Regions from separate parts of the Homo sapiens genome. Here region 2 is linked to region 1. Evidence: read pairs that join two places in POLR2A ChIA-PET (ENCODE). Cell type or tissue: PC-3. All regions are shown on one strand.

Region 1 (8,000 bases):
TGCCAATCAAACAATGCCAATAAATATCAAAGCAGTAGTACTCACCTCTTTCGCACTCTTAATTTTGGTCAGAAATGTATGGAGCTCCATTGTTTCTGCAAACAGTGCACGACATACTGCCTGATAATGATTTGGTGCATCTGATTCAGTAGGGAGATGAGCAGCACACAACTATAGAAGGGGAAAATAAAATAATGGTGCTTGGTTACTATTTGGGTTTTTTTTGTACTTAAAAACAGACACGAGCAGAGTGCAGTGGTTCACGCCTGTAATCCCAGCACTTTGGGAGGCCAACGCAGGCAGATCATGAGGTCGAGAGTTCAAGACCAGCCTGACCAACATGGTGAAACCCTGTCTCTACTAAAAATACAAAAATTAGTTGGGCGTGGTGGCACACACCTGTAATCCCAGCTACTCAGGAAGCTGAGGCAGGACAATCGCTTGAACCTGGGAGGCGGAGGTTGCAGTGAGTGGAGATCATGCCACTGTACTCTAGCATGGGTGACAGAGTGAGACTTCATCTAAAAATAACAATAAAAACCAAAAAAACAGACACACCCCCATATCTGTATTTTCATATCAGACAGCCAGGCAATTCCCATCATCCAGGGCTTAATGTACCACAAGACCATCAGTAAGGTCTACATAATTATACGGGAAAAGTGGTCCACTAACTAACAGAGACCCAACAGCACAGATGAGCTTACTAGAATTAGCTTCTATTTGAAAATGATAGGACATATGTAAAAGTTTTGGTTGGGAACAGAAAGAGAACCACCGTTTATTGTATACTGATGACGGATCCAGTTTTTTAACAGCTACCATTTATTAAGCAATTATCATGCCAGCTACAATATCTGACATGTCGTATATACAACATAATACCATTTACTCTTCAATGTACTGCTGAATTATCCTCATTTTAATGGAAAAAGAAACTGAGGCTAAGAGGAGTCACATGACTTGTCTGTCCATAGTCACATGGTTACCAAGAGGGAGAAGGAGAAGTCAAACACAGTCAGTCCTTACTGGGTTCTGAAGCCAGGCTCATTCCAATACATGTCGAATTTTGTAACGTAGTAAAAAAAAAAAAAAGAATGTCAGGAAAACATATGGACCTCAGGGAAGCTGCCTCATCAGTAGATGGGGAGTGGAGGAAAGAGGGCAGAGGGCAATGTAAGGCCACAGGTGCTGCCTACAGCCCTAATGTCCTTTACCATACATAGTCCATAATCCCCACCCAACTACTTGTGGGTAAAAGGTGCAACTTAGTATCATGCAAAGCAATTCAGAAAAATCAAACACCATTTAATTTATCAGATTGGAAAGACATCCTATTAAGAGTCCCATACACAGGAATAATTTTATCTTTCTATAAAATAATTTTGTATCCACGTACAATCATTACATTTTAAAGTACTTCATTTGCACTAACAAGCTGTAAGTTCTCTTAATTTCTTACTAGTCAGTAAACTTGACACTAATACAATAACTAAAAATACGCATCTTATTTTAATAATTTCTATCAATTAAAGAATAAATGACATCTTTGTAGTTTGTAATAGCCTTAATAATGTGGCTTTCTGTTTTCACGTATAGTAACCATCTTACACAATCTAATAGATCACTAGCTTTTACAAAATACATTCTCAAGAAAATATCTCTAGTTTGAATAGGAAACCTTCTTCACAGTAGCAAAAAAAGCTAAAAGCTGCTTTATCCAGAAGCATTAAAAGCAGAAATCTCACAAGTTTATTACTCACAGAGCCACTAGTAAACAGAGAGTATATTTTGTGCTCAATTATTTTTATATTTAGAAAACATCTTGCAATACCGAATTGTCATTCAAGGTAATGAAAGACAACAACTGAGGCTTTACCTTATGTAACTTAACCCTAATCTTACATTCCAGTCACATAAAGAAATGGCATAAAGCCACTGGGTTTCAAAGTTTTCAACTGCTATCCACAGTAAGAAATAAATTTATATATATTCACATATTATACACAAACACATGCATATGTGCCTATTATACATACAAAAGCTTCACAAAACAAAACTTGCACATTCAATTGAATTCACAACCCATTCACTGGTTGTAAACTGCAACTTTAAAAACACTGGTGTAAAGGTAATAGCTAGGTCTAAAAAATGTTTTTTTAAATGCATATGACAATCTTACACATAAAAAATCTAAAGGAATACTACTAGAGTTCATAAGCAATTTCAGCAGTTGCAGAATACATGATTAACAAACAAAATCAGTTGTATTTCTACACATGGCCAGAGAACAATTGGATAATGAGGTCAAGAAAATCACTCCATTTACAATTGCATCAAAAATGCTAAGAAATAAATTTAACCAAGGAGGTGTAAGACTTATACACTGAAGAGTACAAAATATTGTAAAAGAAATTAAAGAAGACCTAAATAAACAGAAAGACATCTTGTACTCATACATTGGAAGACAATATAGTTAAGGCAACAACATTACCCAAAGTGATGAACAGATTGAATGCAATCCCTAACAAAATCCCAACAGCCTTTCTTTAAGAAATAGAAAGACTGATCCTAAAATTCATATGGAATTGCAAGGGGCCCCTTGCAACAACCCAATTTAGAGATCAGGAAACTGAGATTTAGACCACGTAAGTAATTTGCCCAAGGATACACAGCTAGTCAATGGCATAAATGGAACCGAAACCAGGTAGTCTCTCTGGAGCCCAAGTTCTTTTCCATTCTACTCTAAAATAAATGTAATTCCCTTTATATTAAAGGGAATAATGTTCTTAAAGTACTTAAAGCATAGAGCATGGTATACAGTAAGCATGCAACAAAATCATTTTTATAGTTCCAAAAAAAGAGACATCAGGGGTTAGGGGGACAAAATTAGGTTATATGACCTTGGACAAGTTATTTAACATTGCTGGGTTTCCATTTATCTCTAAAAAGAGAGGACTGGTTTATGTAACCTCTTATATAAATCTGTCTCTCCTCTTTGCTCTACATATAAACTTCTAAATTAAACTGAAATACTGAGGTTTTTGAGGGAGCAGTCTTGGATCTTTGGGTATCCTCTGCTTACTGTAGCTGCCCTTGTCTAGTCTAATGGCTTTAAATGCCACCTATAGGCTGGTAACTCCTCAACCCCTATTCCAGGCCAGCCCTTTATGTTAACCACTTATGGCTATGTACTTAGCATTTCCACTCAGAAGTCACAAAGACAGCTCAAACAACTCTGAGAGTCATCCTTTTTTCCCCCCTTAATATAGGGTCTTGCTATGTTGCCCAAGCTGGTCTTGAACTCTTGGGCTCAGGCAATGATCCTGCCTCAGCCTCCTGAATAGCTGGGATTACAGGTGTGTGGCACCATGCCCAGCTGAGAGTCATCCTTGATTATTCTTTATTCCCATACCACTCATATCCAATCCATCAGTAAGTCTTGTTGTTTCTACCTTCAAAATATACCACCTGACAGTTCTCTACTTTTCTCCATCTCCTCCACCATCATCATGGTCACAGCTACCATTTTCTTTCATTAGAGGACTCCTAACTTCCTCTCTCACTAGTCTACATGGTTCTTCTTCACCTGACAGGCAAAATCTTTTATAAATATAATTTGGATTATGTTCATCCCCTGCTTAAAAGCATCCAATCATTCATTCAAACAATATTCACCAAATGCCAACTACGTACCAGGCACTGTGGCAGAAAGAAACACAGTATTTGATATGGTTTGGCTGTGTCCCCACCCAAATCTCATCTTGAATTCCCATGTGTTGTGGGAGGGACCTGGTGGGAGGTAACTGAATCATGGGGGCAGGTCTTCCCCTTGCTGTTCTCATGACAGTGAGTAAGTCTCATGAGATCTGATGGTTTTATAAGGAGGAGTTTCCCTGCACAAGCTCTTTTTTGGCCTGCTGCCAGCGATGTAAGACATGACTTGCTCCTCCTTGACTTCCGCCATGATTGTGAGGCCTCCTTAGCCACGTGGAACTGTGAGTCCATTAAACCTATTTTTCTTCCCAGTTTTAGGTTATGTCTTTATCAGCAGTATGAAAAAGGACTAATACAGTATTGAACAAGTCAACATCCCGTTCCTCTCAAAAATAGTAATGGGTATCTCAGACCCTTAAACATACACATACACACACACGCACACACACACACACACACACACACACGTTGGGAATAACAGCTACTATTAAGAAAAATAGGCCAAGTGTGGTGGCTCACACCTGTAATCTCAGCACTTTGGGAGGCTGAGGTGGATCACCTGAGGTCAGGAGTTTGAGACCAGCCTGACCAACATAGTGAAACCCCGTCTCTACTAAAAATACAAAAATTAGCTGGACATGGTGGCGAGTGCACCAAGTGCCTCAGCTACTTGGGAGGCTGAGGCAGGAGAATTGCTTGAACCCGGGAGGTGGAGGCTGCAGTGAGCCGAGATCACGCCACTGCACTCCAGCCTGGGCAACAGAGAGAGACTCTGTCTTAAAAAAAAAAAAAAAAGAAAAGAAAGAAAAAGAAAAAGAAAGCAGATGAGAGGTAGAAAATGAGGCCAGTGGTGGGGAGGGGCAATAATGTGGAAAGAGTGGTCAGTAGGTGGCACCAGAGCAGAGAGATCAATGAAGATTGGAGTGAGCCATGCACAGACCTAAGGAAAGAGTGTCCCAGGCATGGGAGGGCCAGTGGCTCCCACTGAACTTAAAACCCAAACTCTTCAGTGTTCCTCAAGTCCTTCGTCATCTAGCTCACACCTACCTCTCAAATCCCATTTGTGGCTTTTCCTTCCACTTTGTTTTGGTAATCCTAGACTTGTTTCTTTAAAACACACCAATCTTTTTGCTGATTCCTCACTCCTCCAGGTGTTGATTTCAATGTCACCTGCTCAGAACGTCTTCCCTGTTTGTCCTTTCTAGATGAACTACCCCCCTCTAATTTCTCTGTTACTTTTTTTTTGAAATGGGGTTTCACTCTTGTTGCCCAGACTGGAGCGAAGTGTTGCGATCTTGGCTCACTGCAACCTCCGCCTCCCAGGTTCAAGCGATTCTCCTGCCTCAGCCTCCCAAGTAGCTGGGATTACAGGCTTGCACCACTATGCCCGGCTATTTTTTGTATTTTTAGTAGAGACGGAGTTTCACCATGTTGACCAGGCTGGTCTCAAACTCCTGATCTCAGGTGATCTGTCCACCTCGGCCTCTCAAAATGCTGGGATTACAGGCGTGAGCCACTGCACCTGGCCTCTCTGTTACTTTTTAATCACTGCATTCTGCATTTTCTTCTTAGCAATTGTTAGGATTTAAATTACAGTAGTTCCTCCTTATCCACAGTTTCACTTTCCATGGCTTCAGTTATCTATGGTCAACTGCATCCAAAGATATTAAATGGAAAATTCCAGAAATAAATAAATCCTAAGCTTTAAATTATATGCTGTGCTGAGTTGCATGGTGAAATCTCACACCATCCTGCACTGTCCTGCCTGGGGTGTGAATCACCCCTTTGTGCAGCATATTTGCTCTCAGCCTCAAGCGATCTACCTGCCTTGGCCTCCCAAAGTGCTGGGATTATAGGTGTGAGCCACCAAGCCTGGTCTGCATACCACAAACTTTGATAGGTCACGCATTTGTTATTATTCAGTTTATTTCCACTGTGATTTCTTCTTTGACTCTTGGGGCATTTAAAAGTAGTTTCTTAATTTCCAAGTATATGTGGAAATAATAAAATCTTTTTGTTATTCATATCTGGCTTAATTCCACCATGGTAACAGAACATTTCCTATGTAATTATAACCCTTTGAAATTTGTTAAGACTTGCTTTAAGGCCTGGAATACGGAGAAATTTTTAATTGTTCCATGTATACCTGAAAAGAATGTGTACTCTGCAGTGGGTGGGTGGCATGTCCTATTAAGTCAGGTTTGTTATTCTCATTATCCAAATATTCTATATTTGTACTGATACTAAGAGAGGTATTTTAAACCTCCCTCTATGGTTGTACATTTGTCTACTTCCCCTTTTAGTTGTATTTGTTTGAATGTTGTTCAATGCTACTGTTACAGGCTATGTTACTAGGTGCACATAAATTTATGAATGCTATTTCTCCTTAGTAAATTGAACTTTTTATCAGTAAGCATCCTTTTTTATCTCTAGTAATGCTTTTTGCCTTTAGGTCCATTTTATATTAAAATAATGTCTGTGATACTTTTCTTTTGGTTAGAATGTTATATTTTTCCATTCTTTTACTCAAGCTTTCTATGTCCTATTTATAGTGTCTACTCAGTAAACAATGTATGATTGGATTTTGTATTTTTAATGCAGTCTAAAAATCTGTGTCTTTTAAAAATTAGAGTATTTTAGGCTAGTACAATCCACAGAAATACAGTGTGAGCCATGTATGTAGTTTTAAATTTTCTAGTAGCCACATCAAAAAAAAATAAAAAGAAACAAGTGAAATTAACTTTGATAATATATTTTAGTTAACCCAATACAATAATATATATTATTGTAATACTTCAAATTATAGCCAATACAAAAATTATTAATGAGGCTTTTTTTTTTTCTTTTGAGATGGAGTCTCGCTCTGCTGCCCAGGCTGGAGTGCACTGGCATGATCTCGGCTCACTGCAACCTCTGCTTCCCGGGTTCAAGTGATTCTCCTGCCCCAGCCTCCCGAGTAGCTGGGATTACAGGCATGCAGCACCATGCCTGGCTAACTTTTTTGTCTTTTTAGTAGAGACGGGGTTTCACCATGGTAGTCAGGTCTCGAACTCCTGACCTCAAATGATCTGCCCACCTCAGCCTCCCAAAGTGCTGGGATTACAGGCATGAGCCACCGCACGCAGCCAACAAGGCATTTTACATTCTTTTTTTGGTACTAAGTGTTTGGAATCCAGTATAGATTTTGTACTTTCAGTCCACGTCAATTTAGACTAACCACATTTCAAGTGATTAATAGTCACATGTGGCTAGTAACTACTGTATTGAGCAGTATAAATTTAGACCATTTACATTTAATGTAATTACCAATATATTTCAGTATCAAATTACCATCTTCTATTTGTTTTCCCATCTGTTCTATATTCCTTTTCAATTCTTTCCATCTCTTCTTTTGGATTACCAGTAATTTTCTTAGCTCCACCTGCCCCCTTCCCTATTGGCCTGATATTTACAAATTCTTTTATTTATTTTTAGTGGCTTTTCTAATAAAGGTTAGGCTTTAGTGGCTTTCCTAATAAAGGTTAGCACTAATAAATTAGTGCTTTAACCTCTTCCCAATGCCAAGGTCTTAGAACACTAACTCCACGCTACTGTTATACATTTTAATTCTAAATATATTCTAAATCATGTAAGACATTATTATTTTTTGCTGTTAATATTCATTTAGATTTATTTTCATGTTTATTTTTCTTTTTTTGAGGTGGAGTCTTGCTCCATCGCCCAGGCTGGAGTGCAGGGGCACAATCTTGGCTTACTGCAACCTCCGCCTCCCAGGTTCAAGCCATTCTCCTGCCTTAGCCTCACAAGTAGCTGGGATTTCAGGCATGCACCACCATGCCCAGCTAATTTTTTGTATTTTTAGTAGAGATGGGGTTTCACTATGTTGGCCAGGCTGGTCGTGAACTCCTGACCTCAAATGATCCGCCCGTCTCGGCCTCCCAAAGTGCTGGGATTACAGGCGTGAGCCACCATGTCTGGCCCATGTTTATTTTTCTTTGCTCTTCAAATATTCTGCATCTCCTAGTTTCTACCAGACATGGACTGCCTTCTGCCTGATGTATACTCTTTGGTATTGCCTTTAGTCAAGGTCTGCTGGTGACAAATTTTCTGTGTTTGTCAGATAAGATATTTTACCTTTTCTTAAAGAAACAAAACAAAAAAAGATCTCACTGTGTCACCCAGGCTTGAGTGCAACGGCACCATTACTGCCCACTGCAGCCTCAACCTCCTGGGCTCAAGTGATCCACCATGCCTAGCTGATATTTTACCTTTATTGTTGAGAC
Region 2 (8,000 bases), 91 kb before region 1:
ATCAGCACTTGCTGCCTTACCTTGCACTTTATGTTATGGAGATGGCTTCTTTCCTTAAACTTCATGAACCAACCTCTGCAAGCTTTCAAATTTTCTTCTGCAGCCTCCTTACCTCTCTCAGCCTTCAAAGAATTGAAATGAGTTAAGGCCTTGCTATGGATTAGGTTTGGCTTAAGGAAATGTGGCTGGTTTGATCTTTATCCAGACCACTCAAACATTCTCCATATCAGGAAATAAGGCTGTTTTGCTTTCTTTTTTTTTTTTTAAAGAAATGGAGTCTCTCTCTGTCACCCAGAACAGAATCCAGTGGTGTGATCATAGCTCACTGCAGCCTCAAACTCCTGGGCTCTAGCGATCCTCCTGCATCAGCCTCCTGAGGAGCTAGGACTACAGGCATGCACCACACACAGCTTGCTTTCTTATCATTAGTGTTCAATGGAGTAACACTTGTAATTTCCTTCAATAACTTTTTCTTTGCATTCACAGCTTGGCTGTTTGGTGCAAGAGGCCTAGCTTTGGGCCTATCTCAGCTTTTGAATGCCTGCTTCACTAAGCATAATCATTTCTAGCTTTTGATTTAAAGCGAGAGACTTTCGACTTTTTCTTTCACTTAACACTTAGAAGCCACTGTACTGTAGGGCTTTTGGCCTCATTTCAATATTGTATCTCAGGGAACGGGGAGCCTGAGGAGAGGGGAAGAGAGACGGGGGAACAGTCAGAACACACACAACATTTATCAATTAAGTTTGCCATCTTATATGGGCACAGGTCATGGCTCCCCAAAACAATTACAACAGTAACATCAAAGATCACAGATCACCATAAAAGAGAGAGTAATAATGAAAAAGCTTGAAATGTTGGGAGAGCTACCAAAATGTGATGCAGACACACAAAGTACGCACAAGCTGTTGGAAAAATGCTGCCGACTGACTTGCCTGCTGCAGGGCTGCCACAAACTGTAAAAATGCAGCGCACCTGTGAAGCGCCACGAAGCCACACATGATGGGGTGGGACACGTCTGTGCATGGCTGGGGAAACAGTCACCCTTGTGGGTGTACAGCTCTTCAGATGTTTTGCATTAGAATGCAGGCATAAAGTCCCTTATGTATTTTTAATTTCCAAGCAACAATAATTTAAAAATCAGTTGGAGAGTGTCAGCAGGTGCTTCTAGGTTCTGTGTGGTGAGCCCCCAGGTCCTGGCGTGTAGGGCTCTGGATGTCTCTGTACACGGGATAGAAACATGGTCACGTGGGAATGCCAATATGACTTATTGCTTATTGAGCTGTGCAGGCTTTTCTGCTTTATCAATTACGCCTCCAGGAAGCTGTGAAAGAAAGCTTCATCCATCTCCCACAGGATTTGTCTCCATATTTGTGACACATAATAAAATGTTATGTACTCTTTATGTAATTTTACTCTCCTACTCATGGCTGCTTATCACTTGTGACAACATGTTAATTTTTCCAGTGCGGTCCTTGTAGACTGTTTTTCTTTTTCTTTTTTTTTTTTTTTTGAGGCGGAGTCTTGCTCTGTCACCCAGGCTGGAGTACAGTGGCACAATCTCAGCTCACTGCAATCTCCACCTGCCGGGTTCAAGCGATTCTTGTGCCTTGCCTCCCCAGTAGCTGGGATTACAGGAGCACACCACCACGCCTGGCTAATTTCTGTATTTTTAGTAGAGATGGGGTTTCACTATGTTGGCCACCATGTACAAAAATACAAAAATTAGCTGGGCATGGTGGCGGGCACTTGTAATCCCAGGTACTTGGGAGGCTGAGGCACGAGAATCGCTTGAACTCCTGACCTCAGGTGATCCGTCTGCCTCAGCCTCCCAAAGTGCTGGGATTACAGGCGTGAACCACCATGCCCGGCCTAGACTGTATTTCTTCAAAGATCACAGGCTGCTTATAAAAGTACCCTGCCTTCCCAATTGAGGTGATTTCTGACAGCTAATTACCAAAAGACATCACCGTCTTACGATAGCAACTCAACACAGAAAGTCTGATGGAAAGCCATTTTATTTTTCTCTAAATTTTAAAATAGAAGACTTTAATGGAAAACATTTAGTACCATCATGTCACCCTGAATGCCAGCAATACCTCGACTTTTACACACGCAGGAAGCCTAGTAAAAGCCCCGTCAGTAGTACACATTTCTCTATGGTCCTTCAACAGTTTTGCATATACAAAATTTTCTGCTATTTTGCTTTAGCAAACAGCAATAAACTTTTGTGTTTCCTATATGACACCTAATATCCAGTCCTACAGTAATATAGTTAGAAAAATAAAAGGCTTAAAAATTTCATAGTACGAGTTCATGGTGCTAATAACAGAATCTCTTTAAACATAAGATCATTTTAAGCCTCTTACATAACCACCTTCTGGTTTCATTTGAAATCCTTAAGAATTAAAATCTAGTAAGATTGTTAAATCAACGTACGTCAATCATTCATTTTCACTTGCCTTGGGAGAGTTAATTCCCACTGTCCACTGAATGAATGCCTTTCAAATATTAATAAATATATTACAGTATTTACAAGCATTCTTATACACTCCGACACTGACAGGGAGTTAAGCCATGGAGAGGGAAGCACAGGTTTCCCAATAGTGTGACTTCATGACGTATGGGACAAAAGGAACCGGTGCTCAGGCCTGGAGGGAGCTGAGATGAGAGCAGGGATGATGGTTCAGATACGCACACATGCTCTAAGACACATCAGACTCTAGCTGAGACCAGCCAGACATTTCTTTTGTTGTTGGATTAGAAGTAAAACTGAACAAGAAACCAGGACACGGAAGGAAGAACTGGAAGCTATGCCTAAAGTCAGACCAGGCTAAGGATTTTAAAACCAAGCTCCACAAGCTCTTAGTGAATTACCCTGTGGAAACTATGTAGCTGACGTGAAGTGTGGAGGGGGGTGGTAGAAAGGGGGGTTAAATGTAAGACTTTGTTTTGGCAACAAAAAATGATAGTAATTTGATTTCTACAACTTTAACTGTGCCATGTGCCCTTTCTTACCCCACTTTCTGCAGATTGTTTCATATGAACGTACCCTCCACGTGACCTCTTTAATGCACTTGGCAAACTCCGTTAATGCTGTTGAAGAATGTATGTTCTGTGCTGTGGTAAGAGGTGATCGTAATGCCCAAATCATCCAATACACTATCATAAAGTGAAGTGAAAGACATGTACTAGATGTTTGCTTTGTGAATGTGAATGAAAGTCTTATTTTGGGGGTGTAGTTTCTTATGTTTTAATAAAAACAGTAGTCATTATTTTAAAAAGCACATTCTCCTAGGTGCATATTTATATACATATACAAATACCATTTCCTTCCCCCTTGTGCCCTTCTGGGTAGTCATTTTAAAAACTCAAGCCTGGGGTCATCAAAAGGGGTAGATTTATACTCCCACCTAACTGTCTGGAGTATAGAGTTCAGATAGTCTCTTAGGAAGTTTTATAAATGAGATTCACCCAGTACAATTCTGAAAGCTCTTAAACAGGAGTCTTTAAAATAATGTAAACACTTAAGTAATCAATAAGGGTTCTCTGGTGGCCCACTTTTACATGCAAATACAGACCAACTGTTAACATGCATTATTTTAGTCAACTGGTAAAGTTTATTTCATAAGTATAAGTAATTTTAAGCCTTTTACTAAACTGTAAATTTCAATCCATTAAAAACTACTACCGGAGCAGTTTTGAGGTATTACTGTTAATTTAGTATAGAAATGTTACTGTATTTTGATGTGGTATGAAATGCAGCCGCCATGCCTTTCATGAAACGGTGCTATCGTGGTGCTGACTACAGACATGTCCTATGGCTTTCAGGAAATTATTGTGCATGTGCATTAACAGATTTTCCAAACATTAATGACAATTTGATTGGTTAGTCATTTGTAAGCATACCAAAATAATACAGTATAGCCCACGTATGAGCCAAACACACTGAGACATTTGAGGCATACAATGCTACCCTCCAGTCTACTTTCGTCAGAAACCAAACCTACTCACTCAAATCATTTACAAGGAAAACTAGTGCAGAAAGCACCCCAAAAATGTTGCCTGTCAGCAGGTTAATTTTCTTCTAACTTTAAAAGAAGTAGATATTTTTTCTTTTAAAATTCATTTATAAAAATAAATTTTAGTTTGAGACCCTAGGTACCAAATTGTGGCTTAATTTACTCAAGATGGATGTACTACAAAGTTATGAAAAATGTAGCTGAAAACCCATGAGCTCCAGCTCATTTCTGCAGCGTGGCCAACAGCTGCCACTGTACACTGTCACAACCCTTCTCATAGGTAACCAAAATACGCTCAACGTCTTGACAAACTTTTAGCCTTCCTTTGTCCTGAAACTCCCACACAACTTTAATTCTTAGACCTCCATTATAAAACTATTAGTAACCATAATACATTCAAGATAGAGAATGAAGACCTGTCATCCACTCAGGAGACACTGAACCAGGGCACTGGGACAACACGGCCACTCAGGGGAAATAGTCACCCTTGTGGGTGTACAGCTCTTCAGATGTTTTGCACTAGAATGCAGGCAAAAAGTCCCTTATGTAATTTTTATCTCCAAGCAACAACATTTAAAAATCAGTTGAAGAGTGTCAGCAGGTGCTTCTAGGTTCTGTGCTGTGAGCCCCCAGGTCGTGGAGTGTAGGGCTCTGGATCTCTCTGTACACGGGATAGAAACACAGTCACGTGGAAATGCCAATATGACTTACTGCTTAGGGCTGTGCTGACATCGGCATCTCTGTTAGACTGATTCTCGTAGGAGAAGCTTTTTTTTTTTGCCTTAGTCAGGAGATTATTCGAGGAACAGTAAAGAACTGAACTAAGGAAGTAGCTACTGGCTTCCAAAGCCACACACACACAAAAGTAAGTTTCAAACTGTTGTCCTCTCTCAGTGCAAACGAGCAATTGGCGGACCTGTCACGTTTCATCAATCGATACGAACACAGCATTCAGTCTGTGGAACAATGTGATGCGGCAAAAATCTGATCTAATGCAAATTCAAGCCCATTAAATAAAACCACAGAAAGGAGAGCCAGCCCGGCTCAGTGTCCTCGCGCACGGACGCTGACTCGTAGCACAAAAGCAGCTGAAAGGCACGAGGCTCAGATCTCACTGATCGTCCTCTCTGAAGGGCAGTACTCCGAGGGGCCTGGCGAGGACATGTAGAAAGACTGCGTTTTCCTTTTCAATCGGGCCCTTTTGTTGGCCAACACCAGACTGCGCCGGCTTGAACTGATGATTTCCGAAATGAACTTCTTGCAGTCCACACACACCTCCATGGTGCTCCAGTCCTCCATCAACTCTTTGGGAAACTGGAGTTCTTCATCTGATTTGTCCATAGACTTAGATTTTGAGGAGAACCTGGGGTGAAAACAAAACAGAAGCCCAGCATTGTTACTTATAGGTCTGCTGCAATATTAAGAAAATATGTATAAAAAAAAGTAAATTTGTTGTCAAAACATCATGGAATGGATGAGTGATTTAATCATATGTCCTTCTAAAAAAATTTCTTATTGGTGACAAGGCTAAAAAATATTACTTAGAAAAGAAAGTAGGAGGCCTAGTGCGGTGGCTCACGCCTGTAATCCCAGCACTTTGGGAGGCTGAGGCAGGCAGATCACCTGAGGTCAGGAGTTTGGCGAAACCCAGTCTCTACTAAAAAAAAAAAAAAAAAATAGCCAGGCATGGTGGTGGGCCCCTGTAATCCCCACTTCTCTGGAGGCTGAGGCGGGAGAATCGCTTGAACCCGGGAGGTGAAGGTTGCAGTGAGCTGAGATGGCACCACTGCACTCTAGCCAGGGTGACAAAAGCGAAACTCTGTCTCAAAAAACAAAAAAAGAAAAGGAAAGAAAGCAGAAAACATGTCTTATTAAGACAGGCACTGCCCAGACTATCGAACAATACAGTCAGGATGGCTAAAGGTGACCCCAAGAAACCAAAGGGCAAGATGTCTGCTTATGCCTTTTTGTGCAGACGTGCAGAGAAGAACATAAGAAGAAGAGCCCAGCGGTCTCTGTCAATTTTGCAGAATTTTCCAAGAAGTGCTCTGAGAGGTGGAAGACAATGTCTGGGAAAGAGAAGTCTAAATTTGATGAAATGGCAAAGGTGGATAAAGTACACTACCACTGGGAAATGAAGGATTATGGACCAGCTAAGGGAGGCAAGAAGAAGGATCCTAATGCCCCGAAAAAGCCACCGTCTGGATTCTTCCTGCTCTGTTCAGAATTCCACCCCAAGATCAAATTCATAAACCCTGGCATCTCTATTGGAGACATGGCAAAAAAGCTGGGTGAGATGCGGAATAACTTAAATGACAGTGAAAAGCAGCCTTACACCACTAAGGCGGCAAAGCTGAAGGAAAAGTATGAGAAGGATGTTTCTGACTATAAGTTGAAAGGAAAGTTTGATGGAGAAAAGGGTCCTGCTAAAGTTGCCCAGAAAAAGGTGGAAGAGGAAGATGAAGATGAACAAGATGAAAAGGAAGAAGGAGGGGAGGAGGAGGAGGAGGAGGAGGATGAATAAGAGACTGTCCATTTGAAAAAAAAAAAAGAAATAATACTAAAAACTCTTAACCACCCTTCTAGAATTCTTGAAAAATAGGGTATTCATCTGATTCCCAATGAACATTAGCTAACTGTAGATGGCAGGTCAGACTACGGGAAATTCAAGTAAATTTATCTTAATCCCATGACACATCCTAAAAACTAAATTTTGACTAGTTTTCTCATCATTTATGTATTTATCAAACAAGCTTCTCCCTCCCCAACAATTCCCTGTATTTGTGCGATTATTTATTGGGATTCCAAGGAGCTGGAGATAACCAGACCAACATCATAGTAAATATTTCCAGGAATGTCTGAGATAACCAGGAATCATCTACTTATTTACTATTTTAACTAAACCAAACAGGATATAAATGGGTAGTCTATAGTATGTTCAGAGTTAAGTATGGAAAACTGTAGCAGCTGTTATGTGCACTGCCTTGAGCTCACTGAAAATTCACACCCAGAGGTCTCAGAGGAGGCAGCCCAAGCACAGAGGCAGACGTTTCAGGCACAAGGTTCATGCTGGGCTCACAGCTTCCTCGCCTCGCTGTCCACAGAGCCAGGACATGTGGTTGGTAGATCAAAGCCCAGCCTCTCGGCCCTGCCAGCTTGAGGCTTGAGCTGGCCTACCTCCTTCCATCTTTCTTAAGGCCCAACACTAAACTTACCCTGCACTAAATGCAAAGGGACTGATACTGAGGTGATGTTTTTTCTTTTAAATTATTAGCTCTTGGCATAAAGCTTTATTTCTGCCTTTACAATAATAGTAAAGTCAGTCAAAGCTATGGCAGAACATTGTAAACAGGATTAAACAGATTCCTTTCAAAACTAGACAAGGAGGAAAGGATGAGACTGTTACATTCCAATTTTCAACTCCATTGAAAACAAGGTCAGTTTTAAAGATGACTCTTACAGGACACAGTAAAACAGTTATTTCTAAAGTAGAAAAAAATATAAACTCTGTGATGAAAGTATCTTTCAAGTAGCTAGCCATTATTCCTTGAAAAGTTACCTTTGGGGAAGTTTTGGAGATTTGTGTGTAAAACTGTATTAAAACCAACCAACAAACCAATAAAAACCCCTCGAGCCAAAACCCTAACACTCTACCACAGTCCTCAAGAGTAGAACTCTTCTTCTGCAAAGGATGGTTTGACAACCCAGGCCCCTTGCTCACCTGGCAATGCTCCGAAGTGGCCGATGATGGGCAGTGGAGGGTTTTTCTGACCTCATACTACTTTCCCCTCTTTGCAGAGCAGAAGGTCCCAATGAAAAGATAGGAAGAGTGGAGTATGGTTTGGAGGGCAGCCGCATCTATTATCCCAAATAAAACTGGCAATGAGCAGTACCGTTAAAGAGGCAGTCACTAAAAGGAACACAAGTATAAATGAACCAAGCTTAGCTTACCTTTTTGCAACACTGTGAGCACACCGG

Evidence for each region. Peaks named below come from ENCODE experiments on the same cell type or tissue, not always from the same donor. Only the 100,000 strongest peaks of a DNase experiment are listed, where the experiment ranks them.
Region 2: POLR2A ChIA-PET joins it to region 1 with 9 read pairs; 2 of 35 experiments call an interaction of 5 or more read pairs at or near these places.

What each region holds. Positions count from the first base shown.
Region 1 is chr18:12,535,431-12,543,430 of GRCh38, forward strand. SPIRE1 (spire type actin nucleation factor 1) reads right to left here. Exons shown (of 17, transcript NM_001128626.2): 4 at 46-171. Among named protein-coding and RNA genes, the nearest start is that of SPIRE1, 120 kb to the right of the region's middle. RefSeq lists a silencer at 4,529-4,708. In PC-3, a CTCF peak has its summit at 4,595 (motif pointing right); a DNase peak (open chromatin) is centred at 4,641; H3K4me3 peaks cover 204 bases; H3K27ac peaks cover 791 bases.
Region 2 is chr18:12,444,512-12,452,511 of GRCh38, forward strand. It overlaps SPIRE1 (spire type actin nucleation factor 1), which reads right to left. Exons shown (of 17, transcript NM_001128626.2): 15 at 7,974-8,000; 16 at 7,744-7,880; 17 at 2,001-5,385. The coding sequence ends at 5,127. LOC105371998 (a long non-coding RNA gene) reads left to right here. Exons shown (of 6, transcript NR_136514.1): 6 at 3,033-3,287. It also overlaps the pseudogene HMGB3P28. Among named protein-coding and RNA genes, the nearest start is that of PRELID3A, 41 kb to the left of the region's middle. In PC-3, no CTCF peak of the experiment used is centred here; no DNase peak of the experiment used is centred here.